2 separate regions of the Homo sapiens genome follow, and region 1 is linked to region 2. Evidence: chromatin contacts called from ENCODE Hi-C or POLR2A ChIA-PET data. All regions are on one chromosome and are shown on one strand. The core of a region is the stretch at or near the end of the contact, and the rest is flanking DNA. Distances in the headings are between cores, read along the strand shown.

The links. Hi-C counts contacts between places; a loop is a spot of excess contacts on that map. ChIA-PET counts read pairs that join two places held with the same protein, here RNA polymerase II (POLR2A). Pooled maps may share reads with other maps.
Region 1: a loop to region 2 is called in a pooled map, with 3 times the contacts of the local background. The contact joins two enhancer-like sites. A Hi-C loop is called at or near these places in 6 of 37 single-sample maps with no recorded cell type and 7 of 50 pooled maps. POLR2A ChIA-PET finds 5 or more read pairs at or near these places in 1 of 52 experiments (activated CD4-positive, alpha-beta T cell).

Annotation. Positions count from the first base shown.
Region 1 is chr17:27,530,571-27,534,296 of GRCh38, reverse strand. The region is part of intron 1 of KSR1 (kinase suppressor of ras 1); the gene reads right to left. Among named protein-coding and RNA genes, the nearest start is that of KSR1, 76 kb to the right of the region's middle. RefSeq lists a silencer at 1,221-1,406. Within about 2 kb of position 1,481, at least 16 of the 41 ENCODE cell types and tissues checked have a DNase peak (open chromatin) inside an H3K27ac peak, as active enhancers do.
Region 2 is chr17:27,242,837-27,246,799 of GRCh38, reverse strand. No RefSeq gene overlaps it. Among named protein-coding and RNA genes, the nearest start is that of MIR4522, 49 kb to the left of the region's middle. Within about 2 kb of position 1,404, at least 33 of the 41 ENCODE cell types and tissues checked have a DNase peak (open chromatin) inside an H3K27ac peak, as active enhancers do.

The DNA of each region.
Region 1 (3,726 bases), core at 232-2,731, 290 kb before region 2:
CATGGCATGTCCCAAGCTACCCTGGTGTATTCCTTGAAAATGGGCAAACGTAGACAAGGCCAGGCGTGGCTGGAACACACTCACACTGAAAGGATGGCTTTCCTGGCCCTTACTTTATTCTCAGGTCAAGAGCTGGGCACACCCGAGCCAAACTGTGCAACACGAACCTCTGAGCACAGTCTGTGCAGAAGAGGGAGGCAAACCAGGATGGGTAACAAGATGCACACAGCCTGAAGAAGCAAGCCGAGGAGAGGCCTGGCCCCCAGGCTGCAAGGGGAGCTACTCTCCAGACCTGGATAGTGGTGACATGGCTGAAAAAGACACACACACACGTGCGCACACGCACCTGTCACCTTGGACAAGCTCTAGCTGAACAGGGTGGGGATGCATCTCAAAATAAAGAGAGGCGGTATGCTGCCAAGCTCTCAAGAAATCAACTGACCACCCTTATTGAAGAAATTAGACAATGACAGCTAACTCCAACAAGGGTGACTATTATGCGCTAGACACTGCTTTAAGTGCTTTATGCGTACAGACAGCCCTTAGGATCTGTGGGTTCTGCATCCATAGATTCAACGGCAGATCAGAAATCTTTTTAAAAAAATGAATGGTTGCGGCTGGGTGCGGGGGCTCACACCTGTAATCCCAACACTTTGGGAGGCCGAGGCGGGCAGACCACAAGGTCAAGAGATCGAGACCATTCTGGCCAACATGGTGAAACCCTGTCTCTACTAAAAATACAACAATTAGCTGGGCATGGTGGTGTGCATCTGTAGTCCCAGCTACTCGGGAGGCTGAGGCAGGAGAATTGCATGAACCCGGGAGGCAGAGGTTGCAGTGAGCCAAGATTATGCCACTGCACTCCAGCCTGGTGACAGAGTGATACTCCATCTTAAAAAAAAAAAAAAGAATGGTTGCATCTGCATCTGTACTAAGGGGGCTTGAGAATCTGTGGATTTTGGTATCCTCAGGGGTTCCTGGGACCACTCCCCCATGGATACCAAGGGACAACTGAATTAACTCACTTAATCCTTGCAACAAACCTGTGAGAGACGCCCTATCACAACTATCCCCATTGTACAGAGGCGTAAACTGAGGATGAGGAACAGTCCCATGTCATGCGGCTAGTAAGTGGCAGAGCAAGAAACTGAACCCAGGAAGTTCAGCTGCTCAGCCCATGCTCTTAACCATGGGCTACATTACTTCCTTAAATGACTGAGACTTTTGGGGTGCCTACTGTCCATCAGGCCAATGCTGGGCATCTTGGTACAAATGTTCTCATTTATAAAAAAGGACTCAGAGGGTCAGGAAGCCAACCCAACGTCACCCAGCTGGTATGTGTCAGAGCCAACTTAAACTCATAAGAGGCTGATGCCCCACGCTGCCCCTCCAGGCTTGAGGCGCTGGGTCTGACCTTCCACAGTTTGAAGGCTGACCTTTCCCACTGTGCTCCACCAGCAGTGATGCAGATGGAGACATCACTGACCCAGAGCACACGAATACTGGTGAGGAGCCCCAGGGATGCTCTGCCACCTGATCAGAAGGAGGCCAGAACCTTCCAGAAAGCCTGTTGGAAAAGCAGCGCCTGGGAGAGAGTCCACCAGCTCCAACCTCTTTCCTAGCACAGTCCTCTCCTCCACAGCTGCCTGTAAGCCACATCCTACCCCGTCCCACCCGCTGACAAAGAACCAGAGCGAGGGCCTCCTGCTAGTTCTCCAGTTGCAAGGGCTCTCTGTGTTTAGCTTTCTGATGTAACAGCTCGAAGCGGAGATGCACGCACTCACTGTTGCATAAGACCCGATTTCGCTCACACAAACCTCAGGGCAAGTCAGTCTCAAGTGCTGCGGGCTGGAGCACAGGGTGGCCTCACAGAGCAGCCCGTACCTGAAAGTGCTCTGCCGCGCAGGACAACACATTCCCAAGGAGGCCAGTTCTCCCACGGCCTGTTCCCAGGTGACCCAGCTACCATAACCCTCCAGGTGGAGGATAGCTCACCCGCACTGAGAAAAACCGGGCAAACCCCACAGGGCTCTGCATCTCCTGCCCTCTGACCTTTGCAATTGGCCCCATCTAAGGACCACGTCAACCAGTGAGGATTATTAGCAGGACCAGACCCATCTTCAGATGTCTGAAATGCCTTTAAATTACAAAATCCTTGGATGTTCTAAGACAAGAAGGGCCTAAGGTCATCTCACAGAAATAGATGAAAAACTGATGAGGAAACTGAGGCCCAGAGAGGGACAACGACTTAGTCAAACTCACACAAAGTAGAAGGCAGTGCCAGGACGGTCTCCTGGTTCTGTCCAGCACTCTTTCCCCCATACTGGATGGCAGAAGTCCTGGGTTCAACCTGCTGTGAGCGAGTGGTCTAGCTGGTAACGCTGGTTCCCTATTTTTATTTAACAAACAGGGACTGTTTTGAGAAGTGTATAAAATGCTAACTCATTTCATCTGGGGAGGTGGGTGTTATTACTATCCCCAAGTGGAGATGAAAGAGAGATAAAGTAACTGTCCAGGGTGGGAGGTGAACCTAGGCAATGTTACTCCACCATCCAAACCTGAGCCTTGAGTGCCACAGTGGCCTTTGTCACTGCAGCTCCTCAGGGCGCTGCTGGCTATATGCTGAAGTGCTCTCTGGAGCTCAACAGCATGCCCCAAGCAGCTGCTCAGAGGAGCAGGGCTGAAGCCACCTCCAGCACAGCACACATCTCAGCAGCCCCACAGGAGGGGTTCTCCCCCAAGCACTCGCCCACAGAACACAGGGGCCAGATCTTCCATGACGGATCCGAGTGTGGGACCAGGCAGAAAATGGACTCAGGTATTCACTACACCCCCTCCAGAGACCTGCAACATGTGACCAGGGCCACCCCCTCAGCTTACTGTCAGGGGAAAAGGTTTGCCAGGCAGCCCCTTCAAAGGCGTGGCCTCCCCGTCACCTGCACCTTCTGTAACCCTGGGCCTGTGAGGCAGAAGGGGGCCGCCCTGCAGTGCCAAGGCCATGACCCAGCAGGCAGGACTCTGCACCTTTGTGCACAGCCTCCTCGAGGTTCAACATCTTGAGCTTTCTTCCTGAAAAAGGAAGCTGTTTCTCAACATATTGCTACACATGGAGACTGAGAAACACAAACCGAGAGGCGAATAGGGCACTGGCCCCAAGGGAGGAGAATGAAGCGGGGAAGGGCTGGTATGGGCCAGTCTGCCTGAGGTAACCAGCCAAAGGGACAAGGAAACGCCCAGCACAAACTTGTCCATCCCGACATTGTTTACAAGAGGGACACAGTGCAAACAACCCAAAGCCCCAACAATGGAAGCACAGCTAAGGAGGTGATGGTAAAACCACTTACTAAACTATGACAGAGCCACTGAGCAGGTTTACAAAAACATAGGAAGTTTTTTGTGTTATTTTACTAAGCGACAGGCAGGACAAAAAAATCTACATGATGGATGGCAAGAACTACGTAAGCAAAACCTCGCACACAAAGTCTTTGCCTGGAAAACACAACTGAAAGAAAACACAGCAGAAATGTCATCTGTGAATGGGCTGATCTGAGTGGGAAGGCTATAGGTAATTATTTTCTTCCTTCTACTTTTCTGTGTTTTCCAAATGTTCTCTAATTACTGCGTACTGATTTTATAAGGCTATGAATGGGAATAATACATTTTAAAATGTCACAAGAGGAAAAGGGAGGGTGCTGGTGCTTCTCTTCTAGCAAAGGGAGAAAGGTC
Region 2 (3,963 bases), core at 155-2,654:
TTTAAATCATTTCTAGATTACTTATGATATTTTTATTTGTATTATTTTTTACTATTTTTATTTTTATTTGTATTATTTATTTGTATTTGTATTTTTTACTATTGTACTACTATTTTTATTGTTTTTTTCAATATGTTTTGATCTGCAATTGAGTGAATCCATGAACACAGAACTTGCAGATACAGAGGCTGTGGATACAGAGGGTCAACTGTATTTGTAATTGCTTGTGTCCAAATAAAGTATCTCTGAAAGGACACATAAGAAATTAATGACATTGGCCAGGCACAGTGGCTGGTCCCAGCACTTTGGGAGGCTGAGGTGGGTGGATCACCTGAGGTCAGCAGTTTGAGACCAGCCTGGCCAACATGGTGAAAGATTGTCTCTACTAAAAATACAAAAAATTAGCTGGGTATGGTGGTGGGCACCTGTAATCCCAGCTACTCAGGAGGCTGAGGTGGGAGAATACCTTGAACCTGGGAGGCAGAGGTTGCAGTGAGCTGACGCTGCAGCCTGGGCAATAGAGCAAAACTCTGTCTCAAAAAAAAAAAAAAAAAAAAAAAAAAAAGAATCACAGCTCCAATCAAGGAAGCAAAATTTTTCCAGAAGCTCCCAGAATTCTTTGGCTTATACTTCATTGGCCAACTATGTTATGTAACATTTTCAGCTGCAAGAATGTCTTGGAGAGAAAGTAATTTTCCCTCAGACTTTATGGTAGAGGGGGTGAGTATGGTGGCATGTCTGTGGTCCCAGCTACTCAGGAGGCTGAGGTGGGAGGATCAATTTAGCCCAAGAGGTCAACACTGCAGTGAGCTGTCATTGCATTGCTGCACTCCAGACTGGGCAACAGAGCAAGACCCTGTCTCAAAAAAGAAAAGAAAAGAAAAGAAAAATAATGAATAAATGAATGTCCCATGCTCTGAAGTCCATCCCCAAATCTCAAGTTAAGAGCCCTGCTTCCTAGGATGATTAAAAATTGAATCCTTTAATATTTGTCAAATGCTGTGCTAATCCTATCAGAAATTACTGGTGAGATTTGAGAAGGGGGATTGGTAAGGAGCATCCCTTTTCCTCAGTGTGAGTTCTAAACTATTGAGACATAAAGGAGTAAGATAGGTATGGATTGCAGTATCACCCTCATTGCTGATAAAGGCCCGGATTGAGGGTGTGGCTTAGATGAACCAGGCAACAACCAACATCCTAATGTCATACCCAGAATTAGACCCACCTGCCTGGTCATAGGCAGGACTCAGACATGCGGGCCTCACTGCAGGGCTGGCTGCATGACAGCTGTGCTCGCCAGCTGCCGATGGGAGGCCCCACCCAAGGGAAAGCAGGAGGCAGGCAGAGCCAGGCTTACACTGCCCTCTGCAGCTCACAATCACCTCCTCTTTCCAGGAGGGGCTTGCAGGAAGGGGAGAGGCCAGGAGGCTGTAACACTAACGGAAGAAACATACGGGAAAGGAGTCTTTTCCCAAATCCCCAAATTATCAAGATTGTACTGTTTCTGTTTCTCCACATTAAAGGAGATCACGCCAGCCACATTTCAGGGCCTGGTGCTCAAAAATAGTAGGTGCTTAATGCAAATCAGCCTCCTTTCCTCCTCTTCTCCATTCAAATTCTTTCTTAACCAGGGTAGGAAGAGATTAGCCTTCCCTTCCTCTTTAATGTACGGAGACTTCATTTCTCAATTTCTCTTCATTGCTCAATTTCTCTTCCTGTGTTGCAATTCCCCAAGCATGTGACTTTCATCTGGCAACCCTAGCCCTGTGCTATTGGGATAGTGGAGTTATGCCTCATGCGTCATGTTCCTGCACCACTAAGTCAAATTTCACTTAACAGACTCAGCTGCCCCTGCTCTGTGGAGGGTCTCCTCTCCCTTCCTCCTCTAGGACTCATCCATCTTCTTTATGCCCCACTTCCAACAGGTGGAGGACATTTATCTTCTTTTTGGAGCCACTGGGCATTTGAACTCCTTTCTCATGTTTGGGGGACTCCTACTTTATGATTGGATCGGGAGGAGGTCCTCACCTTCTACTAGAGAAACGGAAATGTTCCGTTTCCCCTTTCTCAGCCTCCCTTTTGCAACTACAGCCAGCGCATGTGACGAGGGCTGGCCAACCAGAGGGGCCTGTGCCAGACCTTAGGGGAGCGTGGGGGTTCTGAGGGAGGCCAGGACTCCCGAGAATGTCCACTGTGGATGGTCGGCAGTGCAGCACATCTGAATTCCTGGCACAGCAGGGGCCGCTGAGCCGGCTGGGGACACATCGAGGTTTCTCGGCACATAGGGTTTGGGTTCCGTCGGGGGGTGTTGTCCCTGACTGTGCAGCTTTAAACCTAGTTTTAGGGTCTTGTGGTGGTTCTGTGAGCTGCCTGTTTACCTTCTGATACATTTTCTTCTCCATTCAGGCAGTCGGTGTTTATAGTTTGTAGCTAGAAACAATGACAGTGAGGCCGTAATTGAGTCCCTGACTTGGTCTTCCAAGCCTGACGTTCCCACTGGTTCTCCCTTGAAGTCAGAGAATACTTCAAGAGTGCACAGGCCTCATCTCAGGAAGGACATGGGTGCGCTCACCTTGTCCTGCAGCCTCTCTTCCCCTTGGTGGTGGGGAAGGCGGTGCTGTGGACAGTGACTAACTCAGAATAGGAAACAGGCATATTGATCTTCATTTTGTCAAAATCAACCCAGTGACCTCAGGCAAGTCACTTCACCTCTCGAGATTTTCTCACATGTCAAATGGCCTGGGTGGAGATGCCAGACCCAAAGATGCCCCAATTTTAATACCGTGTCTGTTCTCGAAGCTGGAGTCTCATTTTACTACTTCAGCTTCATGGAGTGTTTTTGTTTATTTTTCCTGTAATTACTTATGGTAACCATAGTTCAAGCAACAAAGCTTGATGGACTATTACTTTTATTGCACCTGCCAGTCCTGGTTTCCAGCCCCAGACTCAGCTATGTCCCAGCTTTAAAAGTCCAAGAACCAGGACTTTGCAATAGAGGGATTACAATAATGTGCATTCGAACTATACCTGGGGACTGGGGGTTAGGAATTCTGTCTTGATACCACTTATGAAAGGTGTCCCTTTTACTTATGGCAGGTGGGTGGTTTATAGAACAAGCCCATTCAATCTCTTTGGGGCTTGAATCCTGGCTCTGAGTGGCTGTGAGTGGCCTTGAGTGAGTGACCTCATTCAGGTTCCCACATGCCATTTAATACTCTAACTCATGGAGTAGGGCTGACTTAACCTTCCCAAGAAGTTGTGAGTTTCTCAGGTGCAGGGTCCATGACTTAAATACATTTTGTATCCCCCATCTTTACCCCTCTCTCACCTTGACATACGTGTATACCCGTTTAGGGGTAGAACATGTCTGTAAGACCCACCCAAGAAACTGACAACAGTGAGTGCCTCAGGGAAGACTGAAACCAGGAGGAGGGACTTACTCTTCACTTTACATTCTTGAATATATTGCCATGAACACAACAGTATTTTAAAAACTGCCTAATACAGAAATAAGAAAATTCACATCTCTATTTTTATTTCATTTTGTGGAGGTAGAATCCTGGATTTATCCAACCCCCTATTTAGGGGCATCCTGATTTCTCCATCTTGCTGGGGGAAGTTGACTCACCTCTCATTAACCTGGGAAGGCTTCCCAGAGCAGGTGACTTCTGACAGATGAGTAGGAGTCAGATGAAGCAGGGTAGGACATGAGAAGAAAGTATTCCAAGCAGGGGGAACATCATGAATGAAGGTGGGAGGTGCGAGAGTGTGGCCCTTGTGAGGAAATGCAAGGTGGGTAGGGGTGGGATGGGTGGAGATGAGGCTGGAGGAACCCATAGGTCATTTAGGGCTCTTGCAGCATGCTAGGCACTTGAATCTTGGACTCAATCCCAGGCACAATGTGGAGCCATTGAAATAATCTGGGGCTGGTGAGAGTGATCAACTGTACAAATCAGCAGCATT